Linked DNA regions of Homo sapiens: region 2 is linked to region 1. The links are chromatin loops, found by intact Hi-C in ENCODE. Cell type or tissue: HCT116. All regions are shown on one strand. Region 1 overlaps HMGA2 (high mobility group AT-hook 2). Region 2 overlaps GRIP1 (glutamate receptor interacting protein 1).

What was found. A loop is a pair of places that touch in the nucleus more often than their neighbours do. Peaks named below come from ENCODE experiments on the same cell type or tissue, not always from the same donor. Only the 100,000 strongest peaks of a DNase experiment are listed, where the experiment ranks them.
Region 2: it touches region 1 in a loop (3-fold over the local background); 1 of 110 quality-filtered maps calls a loop at or near these places.

The regions. Positions count from the first base shown.
Region 1 is chr12:65,952,568-65,957,567 of GRCh38, reverse strand. All of the region lies in intron 4 of HMGA2 (high mobility group AT-hook 2), which reads right to left. Among named protein-coding and RNA genes, the nearest start is that of HMGA2-AS2, 6.4 kb to the right of the region's middle. In HCT116, a CTCF peak has its summit at 2,879 (motif pointing left); no DNase peak of the experiment used is centred here; H3K27ac peaks cover 1,193 bases.
Region 2 is chr12:66,529,379-66,534,378 of GRCh38, reverse strand. GRIP1 (glutamate receptor interacting protein 1) reads left to right here. Exons shown (of 25, transcript NM_001366722.1): 5 at 4,465-4,548. Among named protein-coding and RNA genes, the nearest start is that of GRIP1, 150 kb to the left of the region's middle. In HCT116, no CTCF peak of the experiment used is centred here; no DNase peak of the experiment used is centred here; H3K27me3 peaks cover 336 bases.

The sequences.
Region 1 (5,000 bases):
GAACACTGCATTTAAAAAAATAGCTAAAGAAAGCAAAAGGATTTTTGCATAAACAAAGTATTCAAAAGAAGGTAATTTTTTTTTTTTTTAAATAGAGATGGGGTCTCACTATGTTGCTCAGGCTGGTCTCAAACTCCTGGGCTCAAGGAATACTTCTGCCTGGGCCTCCCAAAGTGCTGGGATAACAGGCATGAGCCACCGTGCCCGGCCCAGAAGAAGAAAATTTATTTCAATGTTTCCACAGCTGTTGTGGAATGTTCTTATTTTTATGCAAAGTAGCTTTAAATTATGATTAAAGACTGCTTAAGGGTTATATTCCAGATGTGCTTATTAATGGCATAGACTAGGAAAAACCTTTTCCCTTTGTTTTGTAGATGTGTAAAATTTTGCATAGGTGTTGTATTTGCGGCCAGGGAACAGAATATTTGTGGATTTTAATCATTATTGCACCAAACATTTTTCATTATCCTGAGTTATGACTTTTGAGTAAGATTATAAAAATATCAATAACAGTAAGTTAACAATTTCTCTGTAGACATCTGAGTGTCCAGCAAACATTTCCTGAATGTAAGTGTCTGAGGCAATGCAACATATTTCTATGCAACCATTAAGGATTTTCTTAGAAAGACCAGGTTTTAAAGCCAGTTGCTATTTGTTCCACATTAATTTGGGTCAGCAAGTTTGGAGAGTAAGAAGAAAGATTATATATTGAGTAAACAATTGGTTTTTATCCAGTACACATCAAAATGTAGAGGAAAATTCTGCAATATGAAGAGGAAATGCAGGCAGCCACTGCCATTTTGTTTTGAGCCTAATCCACAGACTTCCCCACACAGAAACAGTCATACTTAAAAAAAAAACTCTCACAGCAAATTTGTCAAGTCCAGAAACACTAAATTTTGCTTTTTGGAGTTTTATAAGTTGCCCTAAATTGATTGATGTTCTTTCACTTCTGTTAGAAGTTGTCATCTCTATAAAACATTTCCTGCCAAGAACCGCTGACTTCATCCTGCCAATATTCCTGTATTACAACTGTTAGCTAAGCTAATTACTTCATCTGTTTACAGTTAATAATCATTTTGATACGCTTCCTCTGCCCTCCAATTTCCCTGTGCTTCTATGTCCTTGAGCTACTTTATTAAGGGTTAAACCTTGGTTTCTACTTTGCTCTCTCCTTTTCCCTTGACCTTGGTGATGTCAGAGGTCAGAGGTTAAGTCAAAAAGTATTTCCTATACAACAAAACCGTGCAACTTAGGGCAACCTTTGATATGATTCTTCATGTTTTGCCAGTTGGTACTAAACATTTACTGGCCCACAAGATGTTTTACTAGCTTGAAAGTGCATAAGCAAGAAAATAAATACATCGGTAATCTTTGTGACTTAGGCAGTATAAATCATTATGCTCCTTGAGTGAGTAGACGAGTGAGTATTTGTAAGTCTGATTTATTATGAACTATTTACTGCACTGGCCAAGGTACCATGTAAAAGACGAGTGTTAGAGTGAGAATGCTTTCCCCTTTCCTCCTTCCCTCTTTGTATGTCTAGACTAAAAGCCCCCAGTAAAAATGCCTTCTTTGAGAACGAGATGCTGACTGCAATTCATCAACTTGCTTGTCCCAAAATGAAATCTCTCATTTTGCTCCAAACAATGTTTAGGTTGTCTGAAATATAAACATCCTTAAAACTGCCCTTGAAGTCTCTGTAAAAACATTCAACATTTTATTTTGAGGGGGAAGAAATCCCGTGATAATCAAGGCTTACTGAGATTTCTTTGCCCGGGTGCACACCACCCACAGAAGATGTTACTTGCAAGTAAAAACTCTTTTTTTGAAACAGAAAGCTTTGTTTCCAGTCTTTTAGAAACTGAAAACTTTGCAATTCTCTCATTGGGAAATTGAAAAGGAGCAGGTTTATACCTGTCCTAATTGCCAGAGGCATCGTTTGCCAGGGCTGTACAACAATGGGGAAAGTGGATTGAAAGGGTGGAGAGCTGTTAGGATTTTAAAAACCTGTTTTCCCTTTGGGTAGAAGAAAGGTGAGAGAAAAATGTCTGAATTACATTTAGGGAGTCCCTTCAAGTCTCAGATTAAAGCCTTAAAAGGGAAATAGCAATAAACGATCAAATACCTGATAAACTAGCGAAACTTTTTTAGACATCTCAGTTGGAGAGACACTTATTTTTATCAAAGTAAAAACTTGAGTAACAAAGCACCCTCTAATAATAATAATAATCTGGTACTTTTATGGTGTTTCTTTTTTTAAAAAAAGAAAAAGAAAAACCTACCACCATTTCCTACTGAAGAATGTAATTCATATGACTGAGAATTCAACTGCTCAAATTGCTAAAAAACGAGCTGCTTTCTATTTCTTTCTTTCTTTCTTTTGAGATGGAGTCTCGCTGTCACCCAGGCTGGGGTGCAGTGGCACAATCTCTGCTCACGGCAACCCTCCCCCGCCAACCAGGTTCAAGTGATTCTCCTGCCTCAGCCTCCCGAGTAGCTGGGATTATAGATGGCCGCCGCCACGCCCGGCTAATTTTTGTGTATTTAGTAGAGATGGGGCTTCACCATGTTGGCCAGGCTGGTCTCGAACTCCTGACCTCCCAAAGTGTTGGGATTACAGGTGTGAGCCACTGCACCCAGCCTCATTTCTATTTATTTGTAATTAGCTGATTTCAATTTATTGTTTATCACTTGAAGTGGAAATATAGTAGAGTTATTTTGTAAGCTGTTTTCATTGGTTTTGGAATTTTAGAAAAAAGTTAACGTACATATTACAGATTTTCCCCTTTAGATTTTTAAGAGACTATTAACTCTCCCATTAGGATTATGGGACACACTTGATGTTTGCAGCTGATGACACCTGGTGGATTTCGCAAACACAAACCCCTGCAACAGGGTGGTCCTTCACTTTTCATTTCTCTCTAGATGCATGTACTTGTATACACAAACACAAGTGCGTATGCAGGTGCTGAGATTTATCATAATTCTGAATTTGTCTCCTCAGAATAAACTCTGCTGCTTTGTACCCCAGGTTCAACAAGGGCCATTCTTGAAGTTCTGAGGAGACTTCAGCATTGGGCAGTATGAGGATACTTCACCACAGAGCCTTTGTAATTCTGTATACGTGTGACATAAATGCTAGGAAGATGATTCTGAATGCTTTAGCCCTAACAGTAGGATGGAGCAATTACTAGAAAATTTCCTCCAGCTAAAAAATTCCTGCCTTAAAAAACATTCAATGAAAACACTTGACGTCAAAGAGGAAGTACTTTGGAATAAATCAGGATTCTAGAATTTTTGAGACTATAAATCTCTGGAAATGAAAAACTTAACAGTCAAAAATAAGTCAGAATGTAATAATGCTACCTGGAATTTATATAATTATGCATCTCTTGTAATGTTCTTGGGAGTAAGGGAAAAGGCATTATTATTATCCCATTTCCTAGATGGATAAATAGAGCAAAGAGAAATTAATTAGCCCAGTGATGGGGCCAGAAAGAAAAACGTAGGTCTGTTTACACACTGCTGAGCCCTTTTCTTTAGATGTAAAATATTTAGTTGTGCTAAAATTTTTACCACCTCAAAAGCGATTCTGAATGTAACCCCTCAAAGTGCTGTTGAAGGAAGGATATGAGGCTGAGTTAATCCAGATTGCCTCATGGGAAAGCCATCTGGGAGGGTATTTTGAAAGAAACAGATGGAAAAGGAAGAGATTCTTTTGAATGTAGTGTAAAATTTACATTATCCTCCACGAACTTTCACGTAGTTTTCATGTTTATATAATTCATCACTGTGTCATTACACAATATAAATTAGGTAGCCCAATGAGCTCATGTTCTTTTTTATAATTCTGAGTCTGAACTCTCCTATAAAGGGCAAATCTGGAACAGGGTCTGTAAGATAGCCAGATTGATCCTTGAAGATCAACTCAATCCACTTGTGGCTTCTTTGAGATTCTGAATTCTCTTGGGAAAAACAACTGTGATTTCACTTATATTATTTCTTGATGTATTAATGTCCAACTTGCAATCAGTTCTAGCCATATTAATAATCTCCACCTATGATGTATTTGTTCTTGCCTCTCTACCTTTCTATATGCCATTCATCTCATCTGTAATTTCTTTCCCTTAATTTATGTTTCAGTTTTCCCTTCTGCAACTCAACAACAACAAAATCAAACAAAACAAGAAAATTCCAGTCTTATCATCCCCTTGATAACCTGAGGCATTCCACTCATTCATCTGTATCCCCCGTGTGTCCCATACACATTGACATTCTGTGGTCATTTGCTCAACAAATGTTCAGACATCTTCTCATGTGTTTTCATGGAGTGTCTTCATCTCTAGTTGCATATTAAACTCACTTAGGGAGTTCATAAAAAATATGATGGATCTCCAGACCAAATAAACAGAATCGCTGAAGGGTGGGGCCATGCTGGGGAGGTAAATGTTTAACTACTTGCTCCTCAGGAAAAAAAAAAGTCCTGATTTGTAGTATTTGTCACTTTCCATGGTGTAAATACTCCCACCATAGTGGATTTCAAGCTACCTACTTGACATCACTGAACACAGAATTCAGAAGAGATGTTCACTATTTGCTCACAAGGGCTGGTTCCAGCATACCACTGGATAGGACACAGGCATATACATATAAATACATTTCTCAGATGCAGTGACTGTTTTTCTTTGTTTGACTCATCTTCCCTATGACACTAAGCACAAGGGCTGAATCAATATTAACAAACCACATAAAGTGATTAATCTATAGTTCACAGCCTGTGATGCAAATGTGAACTCTGCCTCATCCTTTGACTCAAATGCACAGAATTATCAATTTACTTTCTCTTGATTTTTGTACAGTTAAAGGATGAGAGGCTAAATATATTTGGGTTCTCCTAATGAAAATGTCAAGTTTTTGTTTATATGTATATATTTTTAAATATTGCTTAAAGACGCACAAACACTGGGTTTTTTTTAGCACCCCTCTCCCACTCTTAG
Region 2 (5,000 bases), 580 kb before region 1:
CAAAAGAGAAGTGATATCCTAAATAAAAATAGCATTAGTAGAGTTAAAGGAGATGAGTATCAGAAATGTTTAGGAGTTAAAACCTATCGTGACTTGGTCATTATGCAGTACCATCTTTTTCCCTGTCATACAATAAAGCTGATGGAAAAGGGGCAAAATATTTTTAAACACAAAAGTGTGAATTGTTGTGACGGAAATCAAAAGGGGTCTATTCTCCAAGAATAATCTGTCTCTTTCTACTATATTTGAAGAAAGTAATCGGATACTTGAGTTGAGAGTGGTTGAAGGAATTAATAAGTTCCCCTTTCACTTAGCTCAGACAGCTAGAGCAGAAACAGGCCATCCACACCTGAAGGTCCATAAGGAGAACTGACTGCTAAAAGACAAGCGACCCAAGGCCAAGACTGGTAGCTATCTCAGGATCACAGCAGTTTGAGTCTCAGCTAACCACAGAGTTCAGAAAGAATCAGAAAAGAGAGAGAGAGAGAGAGTGTGTGTATGTGTGTGTGTGTGTGAGTGTGTGTGTGTGTGTGTGTGTAATCTGATAGAAGAAAACTGGTTTGACCTTGGCCCTTTCTAAGATTCAGTTTCTTTATGAAAATAAAATGATTGGTCTATATAAGCTCTAAAGCTCTTTCTGACTTTAAAATTATGTGATTCTTTGAGACTGTGTTTAGAGAGAATATTACCAACCTGTATCTTAGATATTTATGTATTTTTGTTTGTTTGTTTTGAGATGGAGTTTCGCTCTTGTCACCCAGGCCGGAGTGCAGTGGCACAATCTCGGCTCACTGCAACCTCCACCTCTCAGATTCAAGCAATTCTCCTGCCTCAGCCTCCTGAGTAGCTGGGATTACAGGTGCCCACCATTATGTCCGGCTAATTTTTATATTTGTAGTAGAGATGGGGTTTTACCACATTGACCAGGCTGGTCTCAAACTCCTGACCTCAGGTGATCACCTGCCTCAGCCTCCTAAAGTGCTGGGATTACAGGCATGAGCCACCACGCCCGGCCTGATATTTATGTATTAAAAGCTGGTCTAGGCCAGCTGTGGTGGCTTACACCTGTAATCCTAGCACTTTGGGAGGCTGAGGCAGGAGGATCCCTTGAGCCCAGGAGTTTAAGACCACCCTGGGCAACATAGAAAGACCCTGTCTCAATTAAAAATAAATAAATAATAAAAATAAAAATTTGGTCTAGAGCAGTGCCTTCAAATTTTTTGGTCACTTAACTCTTAAAGAATTTTGAAATGTTACATAATTCTCATCCATTTTTAGTTAACACCTAAAATTATCATAAGCATGAATAGTTAGAAAGGATGCAATTCCTAGCATATTGTTTGTTTTATCTGTCTTTAGATTCTGTTTTCATGCAAACCTTGGAGCTACAGGTTTACTTCATTTAATGAAAAACAGTCTGCCCTATAATCTGATTGGCAAAGGCACTCTTCACTGTTACTCCATTAGCTAACTCACATGACCTTTCTATCCTAAGGAGTCATTTTTAACTCAAATAAATGTGTTAAAGCATGTCCCTTTGACAGCCTTCTGACTTCTCAGTTCTAAAATAGACAGATGATGGTGGTGGTGGTGGTGGTGGTGGTGAAGTGGAGGAGGAGAGAGGGAGAAAGAGTCTCAGGTCTCCTCCATGTGATTTACTCTGGGATTCAGTTTGAGGGAGCAGCAGCTACCTGGAGGACGCTCTTCTTGTGGCAATGGCAGAGGGAAAACAGGGCAAGCACAACCATGTAAGTGCAATTCCAGCCTCTGCTTGTGTCTGTTAACATCCTAGTGGCAAAAGTAAGTCACATGGGCAAGTGCAGCATAATGAGGTAGGAAAGTTCACAACTCCTATTGAGACAGGGAATAGGGAGGCAGGGAAGGAGTTTGTAATTTCAAAAACCTCATCTACCATAGGAAAATAACTGTGTAGAAGTACATGAATATCCACATGTAGAAAGAAGGGACAACAGCACAATTGAAAGACCGAGGAGAATTTTTGCATTGTGAATTTGGTTTCTACCTACTTTTTGATCTTTTGGGTAAGCACCTTAATTGGAACTTTGTGTATACATACATATGTATGAGTCATTAGTAAAATTTACATGGCAATGCAGGATGTCTGGTACTGCACGTGAAAACCCAATCATGAAGAGCCAGCCATGCAAATAAAAACAAGAAAGACCAAATCTATTTCATTAATTGTATTAAAACGCAGTCAACATTCAAATTTATCTTTGTAAATGATGGAGAACAATAGCGTAGATAATCTAAAGCTGTAGAAAATACAGAGCCTTTATATTGACTTTAAATTTGATTGTAAGATTTTATAGTCAGCAAGATTTAGCTACAGCAAAATCAAAATTGCAGTACTTTGCATTCCCATAACAGATACCCAGCCAAAAAGGACAGGTGGCCCAGAATTAGAATTCAATTATATGTCATTGAAAGCTGATTTATTGAGTAAATGAAATAATATGTGTAAACCATTTTTGCAGAGTTCTGAGCACACAGTAAATTCTTATTAATTATTTCTTTCCATATCCTTTCCTTTCCTCACTTACCAAGAGAACAAAAAAAAAATCATTTTCTTAACCAATTTCTTCAAGTGGCTTGTTGGGCCATGGAAATAAGAAAATATTTGGAATGAACTCAATTTTTTTTGTTTAATTAAAACTGTACCTCAACACTTTCATCTGTTTGTGAGTACTGTTCCTAGTTGATTAGTCTAAGCTGAAATTCCCCTGATAGCAAGAATATGACATTTAATTAAATCAGCAGTATACCAAAACATTTTTGAACTGTAGGTTTATGTTGTTTTTCAGCCGATCCAAATTTTTATTGTACTTTATGTCCCAGCCAGATAGTGGACAGTTTTATGAATTTAAATGTGTACTTTTCTTAATCATGTTTCTTCCCTTGAGGGTTCAGAATTTCTGATAATTAAAAATAATTGTAATTAAAGCCTAAAACTACTTGCTATTTCTGTAAGAAAAGTTTTTTTAAACAATGCCTTTGGATTCTGCCTGTGTGTGTATATATATGTATATATGTATATGTATGTGTGTGTGTGTGTATATATATATATATATATATATATATATATATATATATATATATATATATTTTTTTTTTTTTTTTTTGAGACAGAGTCTCACTCTGTCACCCAGGCTGGAGTGCAGTGGCACGATCTCAGCTCACTGCAACCTCCGCCCCCGCGGGTTCAAGTGATTCTCCTGCCTCAGCCTCCAAAGTAGCTGGGATTACAGGCATCTTCCACCACGCCCAGCTGATTTTTGCATTTTTAGTAGAGATGAGGTTTCACGATCTTAGCCAGGCTGGCCTTGAATTCCTGACCTTGTGATCCACCCGCCTTGGCATCCCAAAGTGCTGGGATTACAGGCGTGAGCCACCGCGCCTGGCCTGACTGTATACTTTTTGCTGATAGTTTTATCTAATAAACCCTTCAGGATCTAGTAGCAATGTAAAAAAATGTGTTACTTGGTAATGAACATGGTATTAACTAGGTACAAATTCAAAATAAAGATCTAAAATTCTCCTACACATTACAAGTCTCTATGAATAAAAACATTTCTCTGTGCATAATGATAAAATACCAGTTTGTGGAAGTTTTATGGGTTTTTTTATGCAGAAATGGTGTATATAGTACAACTAGAATGACTCAACAGGTTCTTGTAAGCAATCTTACAGAATATTTTAGTAAATGTACCTTCATATACCTTATACCATCATACATGTATGTAATGTGACTAGAGATTGCAGCTTGACAATACAATTCCATTTTGTTAAATGAAAGTGATAATCATGCAAACACAACATAAGCATAATATATCAAGTAAAATTAAGTCAATCTGTAGTTTCTTAGATAGTAGTAGTATTTTAAATGCACTTAGAATTTCTTTTGCCCTCTAAGTTTCATCTGGGTTGCTGTGTCTTAGTTTAATAGCTATTTATATGTCAGAACATCTATTAGCATCAGCCTAATTGTTGATAGCAATCTGAGAATGATAATTTTTCTTCCTGTGCCAGCTGCAAAATAAAAATAAATACAGAAGTTATTGTACAAGTGTTACAAAAATATTGTTTTTGCATTTTACAAAAGGAAAACAATTCTACTTATATAAATATTGTCTCTCTTGTTAGGTAGAGTTTAAACAATGTAAATATCCCCCTCTTATCTAGAAACGAACTATATAGAAGGAAATGAGCTAGCTATGATTTTGTTTCCACTTGTATCTATATGAGTCACTTATACAGATGACTGTTTTATGGTATTTTTATGTCATTACAGTTTTTTAAACATTTTCTTTGAAAAGGAATTGTTGCTTATTACTCAAAACTTATTTGCAACAGGGATCTGTAATATTTTATGCCACATTGAATGATTTAGAAATGTTATGATGACTTACAAGTTATATTTCCTTCTCTCTTTCCTTTATTCAGCTGTGCAAGGATCAAGTGTTATTTTCCGAACAGTGGAGGTCACATTACATAAAGAAGGCAATACCTTTGGTTTTGTAATTCGAGGTAGGTGTTGGTTAGAAAAATCTACTTTAAAAAAAATATTTCCATAGGTTTTCAGAGAACAGGTGGTATTTGGGTATTTGGTTACATGAATAAGTTATTTAGTGGTGATTTGTGAGATTTTGGTGCACCCACGACCCGAGCAGTATACACTGAACCCAATTTGTAGCCTTTTATTCCTCAGCCCCCTCCCCCTTTCCCCGAGTCCTGAAAGTCCCTTGTATCTTTCTTATGCCTTTGCATTCTCATAGCTTAGCTCCTACTTACGAGTGAGAACATACGATATTTGATTTTCCTTTCCTGAGTTACTTCACTTAAAATAATGGTCTCCAATTCCATCCAGATTGCTGCAAATTCCATTAATTCATTCCTTTTTATGGCTGAGTAGTATTCTATTGTATATGTATACCAGTTTCTTTATCCACTAGTTGATTGATGGGTATTTGGGCTGGTTC